2 separate regions of the Homo sapiens genome follow, and region 2 is linked to region 1. Evidence: read pairs that join two places in POLR2A ChIA-PET (ENCODE). Cell type or tissue: CD4-positive, alpha-beta T cell. All regions are shown on one strand. Links, peaks and the distances in the headings refer to the core of each region. The heading gives the core; the rest is flanking DNA. Region 1 overlaps INPP4B (inositol polyphosphate-4-phosphatase type II B). Region 2 overlaps INPP4B (inositol polyphosphate-4-phosphatase type II B).

The links. ChIA-PET counts read pairs that join two places held together with the same protein. Peaks named below come from ENCODE experiments on the same cell type or tissue, not always from the same donor. Only the 100,000 strongest peaks of a DNase experiment are listed, where the experiment ranks them.
Region 2: POLR2A ChIA-PET joins it to region 1 with 5 read pairs; 2 of 35 experiments call an interaction of 5 or more read pairs at or near these places.

The regions. Positions count from the first base shown.
Region 1 is chr4:142,635,398-142,647,729 of GRCh38, forward strand. The region is part of intron 2 of INPP4B (inositol polyphosphate-4-phosphatase type II B); the gene reads right to left. All of the region lies in intron 2 of LOC101927613 (a long non-coding RNA gene), which reads left to right. Among named protein-coding and RNA genes, the nearest start is that of INPP4B, 200 kb to the right of the region's middle. In CD4-positive, alpha-beta T cell, for the core only: no CTCF peak of the experiment used is centred there; no DNase peak of the experiment used is centred there.
Region 2 is chr4:142,401,948-142,404,447 of GRCh38, forward strand. It overlaps INPP4B (inositol polyphosphate-4-phosphatase type II B), which reads right to left. Exons shown (of 26, transcript NM_001101669.3): 7 at 991-1,107. Among named protein-coding and RNA genes, the nearest start is that of INPP4B, 440 kb to the right of the region's middle. In CD4-positive, alpha-beta T cell, for the core only: no CTCF peak of the experiment used is centred there; no DNase peak of the experiment used is centred there; H3K4me3 peaks cover 2,500 bases; H3K27ac peaks cover 2,379 bases.

The sequences.
Region 1 (12,332 bases), core at 4,491-6,990:
ACATGCACATTAATGTTCATTGCAGCACTATTCACAATAGCAAAGACATGGAATCAACCTAAATGCCCATCAATGACAGACTGGATAAATAAAATGTGGTACATATACACCATGGAATACCATGCAGCCATAAAAAGAACAAGATCGTGTCTTTTGTGGGAACATGGATGGAGCTAGAGGCTATTATTTTTAGCAAAATAGCACAGGAACAGAAAACCAAATACTGCATGTTCTCACTTGTCAATAGGAGCTAAATGAGGAGAACACATAAACACAAACAAGGGAATAATAGATACTTGGGTCTACTTGAGGGTGGAGGGTAGTAAAAAGGAGAGCAGTAGAAAAAATAACTAATGGTTATTAGGCTTAATACCTTGGTGATGAAATAATCTATACAACAAACCCCCATGACATGACTTTACCTACAAAACAAACCTTCACATGTACCCCTGAACCTAAAATAAAAGTCTAAAAAAATTAATAAGTTTTGAAAGATTTCTACAAAATCTACAAAAATAACTGCATTTCTATATGCCAGAAATAAAAATAATTTTCGGTGATATGTGTCCCCACCCAAATTTCACCTTGAATTATAATAATCCCCACATGTCAAGGGCAGGATCCTGTTGAGATCACTGCATCATGGGGGCAGTTTCCCCCATGCAGTTCTAGTGGTAGTGAGTGATTTCGCACAAGATCTGATGGTTTTATAAGGGGCTTCTCCTTTCACTCAGCACCCATTCTGCCTCCTGCTGCCCTGTGAAGAGGTGACTTCTGCCATGATTGAAAGTTTCCTGAGGTCTCCCCAGCAATGCAGAACTGTGAGTCAATTAAACCTCTTTTCTTTATAAATTACCAAGTCTCGGGTATTTCTTTATAGCAACATGAGAATGGACTAATACAGAAGGTAATATTTACATTAAAATGCAACAAAAGTCAAATACCTAGAAATAAACAAAATAAATAATGTGTAAAACCTATATGAAGAAATAAAAAATTTTGAAAAACTAAGGAAAACCTAAGTAAATAGAAGGAACTATTATTTTCATGAATTAAAAGTCTCAATATCATTGAGTTGCAAATTTTTCCCAATTCATAGATAGGGTAGCCAAATTATTGTTAGTCCAGTGAAAGAAGGCACTAAATAAATAGTGATTTATTGACCAAGAGGTATTAGTTTTAGTTTATTAGTGGACTTATAAAATATTCCTGGTCAATTTTCTCCTAAAATCATACTCTTCCTAAAAAATGTAAATAACCTAAAATGGTATACATGTAAGAAAAAAATATTCTATATGGATTATCTAAACCTTAAAATCATACAAGCAGAATTACTTTTGCTATATATTCACATACTTTAGTCCATTTATTAGCTCCCTTTCTCCTACTAATATCATGTCACTGGTATTTCCTGAAAATATTATTTTTATTGAATATGGTATTATCTTTAAATTTTTATAAAATTACTTGTAATTATAGGATTTTATTTTATGGCTACAATTGACAACAACTTTTTCAATGATTCTTCCTATAGATGATATTTTAATTGTTAAAATACTCTAAAAACATGGCTAAAGTACATCACTTAAATTCTGCTAAATGGGTCATACTCTTATTTATTTTTTATTTATCAATAAACTTTATTTTTTAAAGCAGTTTTAGGTTTTAGCAAAAAATGAGCAGAAAGTACATAGAGTTCCCATGAACCATCCCTTTCTAAACACAAAACTTCATCCATTATCAACATCCTGCACCACAATGGTACATTTGTTAGAATGGATGAACCTGCATTGACACATCATTATCACCCAGTCCATAGTTTACCTTAGGATTCACTCTTGTTGTATATTCTATGGGTTTTGACATATGTATAATGAGGATATACACCATTGTAGTACAGTACAGAATGGTTTCATTGCCCCCCGCAAAAAAATTGTCTATGTCATGCCTATTCATCCCTCCTGACCCTGCAAATCCTGTCAATCACTCATTTTTTATTATCTCCATAGTTTTGCCTTTTCCAGAATGCCCGATATTTAAAACCATAACGTTTGTAGCCCTTTTAGATTTGATTATTTCATTTAATAATATGCATTTGAATTTCTTCCATGTATTGTCATGGCTTGATACTTCATTTCTTTCTAGCATGGCATAGTATTCCATTGTCTGAATATGCCACAGTTTATTTACCTACTCACTTACTGAAGGACAGCTTGGTTACTTCCAAATTTTGGCAATTATAAATAAAGCTGCTGTAAACATTCATGTGCAAGTTTTTGTGTGAACATAAGTTTTCAATTCATTTGGGTAAATACCAAGGAGCATGATAGCTGGATCTTATGGTAAGAGTATCTTTAGTTTTGTAGCCAACTGCCAAGCTGTTTTCCAAAGTGGCTGCATAACTTTGCATTCCTAACAGCAACAAATGAGTTCCTGTTGCTCCATATGCTCACCGACATTTGGCGTTGTCAGCATTTTGGATTTGGGCCATTCAAAAAGGTGTGTAGTGGTATCTCAGTGTTGTTTAATTTTGCAGTTCTCTAATGACATGATGTTGACCATCTTTTTATATGCTTACATGCCATCTATATATCTTCTTTCTTGAAGTATATTTTTAGGTCTTTTGCCCATTTAAAAAAATTAAGCTGTTAGTCTTTTTATTGTTGAGTTTTGAAAATTCTTTATACATTTTAGATAACAATCTTTCATCAGATTTGTCTTTTGCAAATATTTTCTCCCAGTCCGTGGCTTGTCTTCTCATTCTCTTGACATTGTCTTTCAGAGCAGAAATTTCAGTTTAGTAAAGTCCAGCTTACCAATTATTTCTTTCATGGATTGTGCCTTTGGTGTTGCATCTAAACAATCATCACCATACCTAAGTTCTAGGTTTTCTCCCATGCTCACTTCTAGGCATTTTATAGTTTGGCATTTTACATTTAAGTCTATGGTTCATTTTGAGTAAATTTTCATGAACGGTATAAAATCTGTGTCTAAAATAATTTTTTGCCTGTGTTATTGTAGTACTATTTGTTGAAAAGATCATCTTTGATCCATTGTATTGCCTTTGTTCCTTGTCAAAGATCAGTTGACTATGTTAGTCTATTTCTGGGCTCTTTATACTGTTCCATTGATTTTAGTTGTCTATTCTCTTTTTTTTTTTTTTTGAGATGGAGTCTCACTCTGTCACCCAGGCTGGAGTGCAGTGGCATGATCTTGGCTCACTGCAAGTTCCACCTCCCAGGTTCACGCCATTCTCCCACCTCAGCCTCCCAAGAGTAGCTGGGACTACAGGTGCCCGCCACCATGTCCGGCTAATTTTTTGTATTTTTCAGTGGAGACGGGGTTTCACCATGTTAGCCAGGATGGTCTCGATCTCCTGACCTCGTGATCCACCCACCTTGGCCTCCCAAAGTGCTGGGATTACAGGCATGAGCCACCATGCCCGGCCTAGTTGTCTATTCTTAATGGAAAAGCTTCTCGTTTTCACCATTAAGTATGATGCTGCCTATAGGCTTTTTTGTGGATAGTCTTAATCAAGTGATGATGTTTCCTAATATTTTTGGTTTATTGAAAGTTGTTATCATGAATGGGTGTTGGAGTTTAGTCAAATTTTTTTGTTTTGGCATCTAATGACATGATCATATGGTTTTTCTCCTACCTTGCTGAAGTGTTGAATTACATTGACTGTTTTTTGAATGCTGACCTAGCCTTGTATACGTGGGATCATGCCACTTGGTTGTGGTATATAATTATTTTTATACATTACTGGATTTGATTTCTTAGTATTTTGTTGCATCTGTGTTCATAAGAGGTATTGGTCTGTAAGTTGCTTTTTTTGTAATATCTTTGGCTTTAATATTCAGGTAATTCTGACCTAATAGAATGAGTTAGAAAGTACTCTGCTTCTACCATCTGAATGTGATTGTAGAGAATTGATATAATTTTTTTCTTGAATGTTTGGCAGAATACATCTGGTACTAAAACTTTCTGTTTTAATGGGTTGTTAATTATTGATTAAATAGGTTTATTCAGATTGTCTATTTCTTCTTGTGTGAGTTTTGGCAGATTGTGTCTTTGTAGTAATTGGTCCTTTTCATCTAGGTTATCACATTTTTTGGCATAGAGTTGTTTATTAAAATACCTATATCCAAATATTTTTATAAATATTGACTCTGCCACTTTGAAGAGCACTTTTTTTTTGACAAATATTTTCATAAGGCAGAATTTGTTAGATAAACCAAAGGCACAGGCAGGCGGCTTTGCAGAGACAGCAAAATCAAATAATTTTCTGCCACGACCCTAAATCAAAATGAGTTAGCTACTCCTAGCTCTTCGTGTTTGAGTTCAGTTCATCAACAAGCATTCTGCTTGTTGCCTTTGAATGAGAGGTATTATTAGCATTGTGACAGAAAAAGATTGATAAAAAGAGGCGGATCATTGCTGGTCAGTTTTCCAATTAAACCATAAGTAAAAGTGAAAATTCTGTTCACTACCCATGTATCTCATCTACTTTAGTTGAAAAGATAATCTTTTCAACAAATGGTACTACTACTTCTAGATGTGACCATGCAGAAGCTAGAATTACAAAGTGAGGTATACCCTTTCTAGCTTATCATAATTCAGTAATAATATGAATAGTGAAAAGGTGAAAAACCTCATAGGAATACTAACCTAGAAAGGATACGAGGGCAACAGGTGTAAACTGTGACTGTACTAGGCAAACTAGACCGAATGTCATATTTTCTACAATTCAATGCAATCTTAATAAGAGCACTAACAGATATTCCAATGGTACCTAACAAACTAATTTAGAAACATAAATGAAAATGCAAAGAAATAACCAAAATGCTCTTGAAAAAAAGGGACAAGGTAAGATGACTTGCTCTATTGGAAATTAAGACTTATTAAAAACCTACAGTAATTAAAATTATGTGGTACTGGTACAAGGCACAAATGAATAGGTAAGTGGAATAAATGGAATAATTAATATATGGATAGTTGAATTATGAGGAAGTTGACACTGTAGAGCTGTAGGGTAATGATTATTTTCACTATTTGTACTAGGACAGTTGGATACTGATATAAAAAATATCTAAATATAAAATTTAAAATAGCAAAGGTCCTAAAATATAATATACAGGGATATAACATCAACAATTTAGCAAAGGGAAAAATTCCTTACAAGAATTTAAAAAGCACCAAACATAAAGAAATTAGAGATAAATTAAAAATTTTTATTTATCAAGGTTCACATTAAGACAGTAAAGAGGCAAGTCAGAAAGCTAGATAAGACATTCGCAACACATACAACCAATAATTCCTAACAATTAAAATAGACAACATAATAGAAAAAAGGTCAAGGGACTTTGAAAAGCATTTTCAAAAAAAAAAGATAGCCAAATTGTCAATAATCATATGAAAAAGTACTCAAGCTCATTAATAATCATGGAAATGCTAATTAAAACTATAATGAGATACTGCTAGACACTCAGCAGATTGGCTAAAATTTAAAAAGGCTTTGAATCACAAATTTGGATGAAGATGTGAAGTAGTAAGAACTCTGACTTACTGCTGCTGATAGGAATATAAATCAGTATCATTTTGGAAAACTGTTTGGCAATATCTGCTAACGTTGCAGGTAAACATAACCTAAGATGTAATAATTGCACTCCTAGGTATAATACTATCATAAATGCACATACACGAGCCCCAAGAGACATGCACAAGAATGTTACAGCAGCACTGTCTGTAATTGTCACAACTGGAAACAACTGAAACAGCAAATATTCATCAACAAACTACTAGATTGCTAAAATGTGGTCTATTCATACAAGAAAATGCTATACAGCACCAAAACTTTTATTTTTTTCATTTTATATATATTTATTATACTTTAAGTTCTAGGGTACATGTGCACAATGTGCAGGTTTGTTACACATATATACATGTGCCATGTAGGTGTGCTGCACCCATTAACTCGTCATTTACATTAGGTATACCACCTAATGCTATCCCTACCCCCTCCCCCCACCCCACAACAGGCCCCGTTGTGTGATGTTTCCTTTCCTGTGTCCAAGTGTTCTCATTTTTCAGTTCCCAGCTATCAGTGAGAACATGCGGTGTTTGGTTTTTTATCCTTGCGACAGTTTGCTGAGAATGATGGTTTCCATCTTCATTCATGTCCCTACAAAGGACATGAACTCATCCTTTTTTATGGCTGCATAGTATACCATGGTGTGTATGTGCCACATTTTCTTAATCCAGTCTATCATTGGACAATTTGGGTTGGTTCCAAGTCTTTGCTATTGTGAGTAGTGCTGCAATAAACATACGTGTGCATGTGTCTTTATAGCAGCATGATTTATAGTCCTTTGGGTATATACCCAGTAATGATTTGGCTGTGTCAAATGGTATTTCTAGTTCTAGATCCCTGAGGAATCACCACACTGACTTCCACAATGGTTGAACTAGTTCACAGTCCCACCAACAGTGTAAAAGTGTTCCTATTTCTCCACATCCTCTCCAGCACCTCTTGTTTCCTGACTTTTTAATGATTGCCATTCTAACTGGTGTGAGATGATATCTCACTGTGGTTTGATTTGCATTTCTCTGATGACCAGTGATGATGAGCATTTTTTTCTGTGTCTGTTGGCTGCATTGATGTCTTCTTTTGAGAAGTGTCTGTTCATATCCTTCGCCCACTTGTTGATGGGGTTGTTTGTTTTTTTCTTGTAAATTTGTTTGAGTTCTTTGTAGATTCTGGATATTACCCCTTTGTCAGATGAGTAGATTGCAAAAATTTTCTCCCATTCTGTAGGTTGCCTGTTCACTCTAATGGTAGTTTCTTTTGCTGTGCAGAAGCTCTTGAGTTTAATTAGATCCCATTTGTCAATTTTGGCTTTTGTTGCCATTGCTTTTGGTGTTTTAGACATGAAGTCTTTGCACATGCCTATGTCCTGAATGGTATTGCCTAGGTTTTCTTCTAGGGTTTTTATGGTTTTAGGTCCAACATTTAAGCCTTTAATCCATCTTGAATTAATTTTTGTATAAGGTATAAGGAAGGGATCCAGTTTCAGCTTTCTACATATGGCTAGCCAGTTTTCCCAGCACCATTTATTAAATAGGGAATCCTTTCCCCATTGCTTGTTTTTGTCAGGTTTGTCAAAGATCAGATAGTTGTAGATGTGTGGTATTATTTCTGAGGACTTTGTTCTGTTCCATTGGTCTATATCTCTGTTTTGGTACCAGTACCATGCTGTTTTGGTTACTGTAGCCTTGTAGTATAGTTTGAAGTCAGGTAGCGTGATGCCTCCAGCTTTGTTCTTTTGGCTTAGGATTGACTTGGTGATGCGGGCTCTTTTTTGGTTCTATATGAACTTTAAAGTAGTTTTTTCCAATTCTGTGAAGAAAGTTATGGGTAGCTTGATGGGGATGGCATTGAATCTATAAATTACCTTGGGCAGTATGGCCATTTTCACAATATTGATTCTTTCTATCCATGAGCATGGAATGTTCTTCCATTTGTTTGTGTCCTCTTTTATTTCATGGAGCAGTGGTTTGTAGTTCTCCTTGAAGAGGTCCTTCACATCCCTTGTAAGTTGGATTCCTAGGTATTTTATTCACTTTGAAGCAATTGTGAATGGGAGTTCACTCATGATTTGACTCTCTCTTTGTCTGTTATTGGTGTATAAGAATGCTTGTGATTTTTGCACGTTGATTTTGTATCCTGAGACTTTGCTGAAGTTACTTATCAGCTTAAGGAGATTTTGGGCTGAGATGATGGGGTTTTCTAAATATACAATCATGCCATCTGCAAACAGGGCCAAAAATTTTAAAAACTACTTCTCACAACAACATGATGAATATTGTAAAAACTGTGGAAAAAAACAAGATAGACAAGAATAGTGTATGCTTTATAATATTTATATACAGGGAAGATAAAAACAGAAAGTGCTGTATAAAGTGATTTAGGGATACATACTTATCCAGTAAAACTATAAAGAAAAACAAAAGATGTGAATAAAACAAAGTAATGGTAATGATTACATTTAAGGAGGGGAGCAATTCAGTGGAGGTGAAAGCAAGCCTCTAATGCGCTGGCAATCTTGACCTGATGATGGTTGCAGGGGTGTTCACTTTGATAAATCATTGAGGAGAAAGCTTTTTGTTTTATGAATTTTTCTATATTTTGCTATATTTCAACTTTTTTTGAAAAAGATAACTCTGTAACAGCTCCTTGTTCAGTGTTCATCTCACTTCATTGTTTGGAATATAACCAGCTCAGCCATATTTGCCTGTACCTTCTTCAAAGCTTACCATGAAAATACTTAATAGCTAATTGGGCAGAGGTTTAAGTGAGGATTTCATACAATTTTAAAAGCTTAAAGAAACAAATTATTAAATAGTAAGTATGGTGCTGAATGGCATTTTTCCATTCGGAATCACACCAGAACAGAGCATGATCAAGAAAACTGAAACAATAGTGGAAAGCTACATCAACTCCCCGCATAAGAATATCTGGAGCTGGGTGCAGTGGCTCATGCCTGTAATCCCAGTGCTTTGGGAGGCTGAGGCAGGAGGATCATTTGAGGCCAGGAGTTCCAGACTAGCCTGGGCAACATTGCGTGATCCCATTTCTACAAAAACTAAAAAAATTAGCCAGGTGTGGTGGCAGGTGCCTATAGTCCTAGCTACTTGGGAGACAAGCAGGAATATTACTTAAGCCCAAGGGTTGGAGGCTATAGTGAGCTGTGACTACACCACTGCACTCCAGCAGCATAGGTGACAGAGTGAGACTGTCTCAAAAAAAAAATAAAATAAAATAAAATAAGAAGGAGAAGGAGGAGAAAGAGAAGGAAGGGGGTCAGGAGGAGGAGGAGTGGGGGAGGAGGAGAAGGAAGAGGAGGAGAAGGAGGAGGAGGAGGAGGGCGAGAAGGAGGAAAGAAGACCTGTTTCCACTTATCCTGTCAGGATCACTGTAGTCTGATTATCTCAAGATCTTTCAAATTATGAGCCAAAAAGAGATATGAAATTATATCAGGGGATAATGGCTTCTGCTTAGATTACTAAAACTTTAAGACAGGATTTTTTTATTTTGCCAAACTTTGGTGATTAAAATGGTATTATTGTCAACTAGCTTTAGTTAACTTCAGTGACAGAACATTCAGTTCCAGGAAAAATTTTTATTCATTCTGTGACTGAATTTAAAGAGCAAAGAGGACAGGTGCAGCAGCTCATGCCTGTAATCCCAGCACTTTGAGAGGCTGAGGTGGGCTGGGCGGATCACCTAAGGTCAGAAATTCAAGACCAGTCTGGCCAACATGGCAAAACCCCATCTCTACTTAAAAAAAAAAAAAAAAAAAAAAAAAAATTGGCACAGTGTAGTGGCAGGTCCCTGTAATCCCAGAGGCAGGGAGAATCACTTGAACCTGGGTGGTGGAAGAGCTTGCAGTGAGCCAAGATCAGGCCACTGCACTCCAGCCTGAGTGACAGAGCAAGACTCCATCTCAAAAAAAAAAAAAAAAAAAAAGCAAAGAGAAACATCTCAAACATCTTAGCTTTATGTATTAATTTATTCTATGGAGAAAGAAAAAGTACATGTTAAGATCTGATTCTATAATTACTAAAAATCAAGATGTATCTAAAGCTTTGTTGACAGTGTATGCTACTAGTCATCAACAAACAAAAATATACAGAGGTATTAAATAATAAGACTCATTTGTTAATTTTAAATTCTGTCTCACAATTTAAACAATACAAAAAGTAAGGACATTTGTAAATGATGATAATGAGTTTCAGAAAATTTATAATCAATAGAATTGGACAAAATTTTAATAAAAGAAATGCTCTATCAACTGAAAAGCAGTCATATGATTTGACCATTAGGATGTAGAGGTTCTCTTAGGATGGATAATGTCAGTACAACAGTAGAGGCAGAAGTCAGAAAAAAATTGAGCAGAAATCAAGGCAGTGGAGGCATTAATTTGTTTCCAAATATCCATTCTTCCTTTTTCTTTTAGTATAAAACCCCTAAATTTAGCTGGATATGTGCCTTTCCTAATAAGTCTATATTTCTCACTCTTCCTTGCAGTTATGTGTGGCCATGTGTCTAAATTTTGGCCAATAGAATGTGATGTTTGCAACTTCTGTGCTATCCACATCCTCTTCTCCCCTTCCCACTTTTAGAAAAACAGCCATGAGGAGTTGAGCTGCAGAGATATTTTTAGCCCACGAGGCAGAAGCCGGATGTTAAGGCTGGCAAAACAATGAGATAAAAGGAGTCTGAGTTCCTGCCATTGGAACGGTTATATCAGCTGTTGAATTCTTGTTCACACTGTTACATAAGGCAGAAATAAACTCTATCTATAAGCCACTGCCATTTTGGTTTCTTTTTTCCCCCCAAAATGGAACCTGGCCTAATTAATACTGTAAGCATTGACTCATCTTGAGAAGTTAAGCAGCGACAAGGAGGAAGAAATAAGAAAAATGAAAGATCCTTTTTAGGAAGAGAGAAACTAACACATTTTCATAGGCTGGGACTTTAATGAAAATACAGAGACCTGTGTTATACAATCAGAAAGAGACCCAAATATGCAGTTAGTGATTCTATAGTAACAGAAACCTGATCAGTAGTATCCTGTGGCCAGGGTAAACTGAAGGATGACTGCAAAGGAGAACAAGAGCACCTTTTTGGATGATGGACCCTTGCTATATTTTGTTTGTAGTCATAGTTATATGAGTATATACATTTATCAAAACCACTGGATGGTATTTTTAATGTTGGTGCATTTTATTGTATGTAAATTATATCTCAATGAAGTTGATTTTTAAAAAAATTTTAAACATCAACACAAGAAACTAACACAACTAACAGCCTAACACAGAGAATGAACAGAAATCTACATCAAAGTAAGTCATTATAATATTTTTAGACTATCAGCTACAAAGAAGATCCTATTTTTAAAAAAGAAGAAGAAAAACAAGAAAAAAAGATTACAGGCAAAAGATCCAAAATCAGCATAGTATCAGATTTCTTTATAGCAATATTGGAATGTTAGAAGAAACACCTTCCAATGCCATGAAGTGATACTTTCAAAACTCTGTGAAAAAATGTTTTAGTCCTAGCCACACTGGCAGTTGATTATGAGGACAGAATGTTGACACTTTCAGACATGTCAGAATTCAAAGGCTTTACTTCCTAAGTATCCATTTATTAAAAAAATAATGGAGAATGTGTTTCACCAATGAAAGCATAAACCAAAAAATGCAGAACATGACAGGTTCAGGTAACAGGAATTGCAACAAAGAAAAGTGCAAAGAAATCCCTCAGGGAGAGGAAATTGCAGGACCACTGGACTTCAGGTGTAGAAAGTAACCAATCTAGATTGAAACCAGGACAGAGTGCTCCAGGAAGGCCCTCTCTAAGGAGCAAGGGTGCTCTTGAGAAGTTTGGACCATACAAAACTAAGCAAACCAAACACAGCAGTTATTAACACCAAGGAAAATAGAAAGATTTACACAAAAAGGAATGAAATTTTAACATACTAGGTGGCTCACCTGTGAGCAACATGTTAAACTGTAAACACAATACAATGATTTCACTGAGGACTGTAATTATAACTTTACTGGTGGATAAAAATTTTTGTATAGGGGAAAATCTTGGGCCTAAATAAGGATAATTTTCCATAAAGAGAAGTTAATAGATAATGCTTAAAATTAAGAGCATAAATAAAGATGCAGCTGAGTAGGCCTGTTACTAAGGAAAAAAGAAGAAAATACCAAAATAAATGGCTGAAGCAGTTGACCATATTTCCCTCAGAAACATGAGAATCAGGGTCCAGGAAGGGTAGAGCAGGGCCTACTGGTTTTTTATCATTGTTGTTGTATCTTCAGGTAAATTTTAACTAAGCACATGTATTACTTTAAAAATAATAATTTGGAAATGAAATTCAGTTAATGCAAGGATTGAAACCTGCGCATATAATGCCTGACACCAACCCTTTCCTATTTTTATTGGTACAAGAAGATAGAGGGCATGAAGGAAGAAGTATGCCAACAAAGAGTGAAAAGGCCATCAATGATAACTTGAGGGGATGGAAGACAATGCTCACCCACCACAATGGTGCCTAACGCCTGCCCAATTGTGTGTGGAGAAATAGACAGTGTCCCCAGAGGTGTTTTCTTTCTTCCCTGCTTGCTGATAACCATGTGTGAGACCAGTAAATTCAAAAATACCTAGCTAGAGAGAGGGAGCACAGTGCAGCTAAAAGGGCATGAACATTGAAACGGATCTGAATTCTAATCCCCTCTTTCCCTTATCAGCATAGTCAGCT
Region 2 (2,500 bases), core at 1-2,500, 240 kb before region 1:
TTAAATGTTCCCACTATTAGACTAAGTTTTGTGGTAAAGAATGGAAAGAAGAGAAAGTCATGAGCAAAACAGAAATGCCGAAGTGAGGGCAGAGTTCAAAGTGACATTTTCCCTATACAAGGCACTGTGGGATTCCCCAGGTCCAGCAGCATCCCTTAGCTTCAACCAGAACTCTCCTGGAACCCACTGGTCCACCTGCCATTAAAGAGTTTACTGCCTCATGCTACAATATTGACCTTCAAGTCTCTCATAGCTCCCTGCCTTGAAGACACATACAAATTCATGCTAATGGAAGAAATTTAAAGGAGAGAACTGCCTTCCCCTTTTCATTACCTCCCCAATAGCATTTTCTCCTGTCCAAGAATTTTAAGAGTGTCCTCTATAGTGCCTAACCAGGAAGGATGATGCAATTGGAGGAATATGCAGACCAGTTAGGAAGATTGAAGAATTTAGGACAAAAGACCACTGGGATTTTGCCTGGCCTTCTTGAAAAGAGAGCAGTTAACGTTTCTTCCTACTGTTTCCAATTACCTTCTGTTTGCTTTGGTGCCAGTAACAACATCAAGAAAAATGTAGTCAGTTTCTCTCTATACGGTATGCAATACATTGTAAAAGTAGAGCACTTTGTCAATCCCCTATTTTAGAATAATTACACTATCAAGAAAGTTTTAAATATTGCCTAATTTCCATTTGCTTTCTACCCACAATATTACCACTCTGCTGAAAACAACAACAACAAAATGTAAACCAAAAGATCAAGTCAGCTCTCCTGAAAAAGAAAAATCTGTTCCAAAAACTTTTGCTCCTAACCAATTGCCAATTTGGCAACGAGACAAACATATTTGGGAAAAAAACAACAAACGATAAACATAAGACAATCATGAACACGGTGCAAATATCCTCTTTGAAAAATGTCAGTTACACAAAAAATCCAATCGTGTGGAAAAGCATAACTTTTTCCCAAAGAAAGAAAGAAGTACCAGTACTTACGGTGTCATGAGACTTATCCTTGACATCATAGACTGTTAGTTTTATTTTGGTCTCCTCATAGATGGGATACTCAGATGGGAATGTGACACCAGTCAAAAACAGTGGGTCCCTTGTTCCCTGTAACAGCACAAGCAGACAACTTTGATTCAATAAGGCAGCAACTGTAGTTGGCAGCACGCAAGTGACACATGAGAATGCAGAAAGTGTGCCTGAGTCTGTTTTTCAAGGAAATAGTTCTATTAGAAGAGATCTGAATTGTCAAATCCTGCTCTTGGGCAACAACATGGCCCAGGGCCTTAAGGAAGTGATACAACTGCTGATAGTAAATGAACCTGCATCATTGTCAGAGCTGCCTTGAAAAAGTTTATTTTTATTATCTACAGAACCCTTCTTTAGGGTTAGTTAATTTAAAATACACTTAATAAATATAACTTGTAATTTATGCAAATAATCTAAGATATTGACTCATCAAATTAAAATGAAGCTATTTTCTCCGAAAGAACCATGTGGTAATCTTATGCTTCCATTTATTTCCTTTCTGTAATGATTCAATTGAAAATCATGCTCTGATAGTGTCCATTTGTTTTTAGATGTTCAGCTATGATTTTTTTTTTCCTCAGAATCACTTGAAAACTAATGAAAGAAACTCTAAATATGATGGATTTGAGGCTATAAAATTACTAGCTCAGGATGCAGTGCACAGGATATTTCAATGCCTCAGAATTCATTTTTAGAGCTGACATCCAGCATTAAATTTTATACATATATATTGCCGAATATCATGGAGATGTTTGCTAGAGTTCTATAAACTAATTGTCTATGGAAATTTCTGGAAGCCCAAGTAATTCATTCATTTATTCTTTCATTCAACAAATACATTTTGCTTGGCACTGCATCAGACACTTTGGAACGGGCAGTGAATAAAACAACTAAAAATAGCAAAACATGTTCAAGTACAATATTTTAAAATGTGCCAAAATAAGACATTTCTTATAGTTAAGATGGTAAATTTTATAATATGTGTATTTTATCACAATAAAATGAAAATTAAGAAAAAATCAAAATTAAATGAGTGAATAAGTAAATTTTGGCAACATTTTTAAAATAACAGAATTTTTAACTTTTTTATATAAAATGAATAACTTACAATTTTGGTTAAGATGTTTTCATATGAATAAGATTATTTTTGTTAATTCAACTATAGCATTAACTATATATTATACCAACACTGGAACCTAAAGTTTCCAAAGGGCATATTCAGGGCTACATGCAGTATCTGGGTCATTCCCATTATAGAAATGACTCCCGTTCAGTCTGAATCATTTATTCCACCACCGCATCAAAGCAGGCGGTCAGCCCTGAGCTAGCCAGGTCTGGGGCAGGCTAGTTAGGTTCTTACAGAGAAACTCCTCATTCAAAACATATGCAGCTCACAAGTCTAAGAAAAACAAGCAAATCTTAAGAAGTGTAGATTATACTTTCTCCAGCCCCAGATGTTTAAATAAGTATC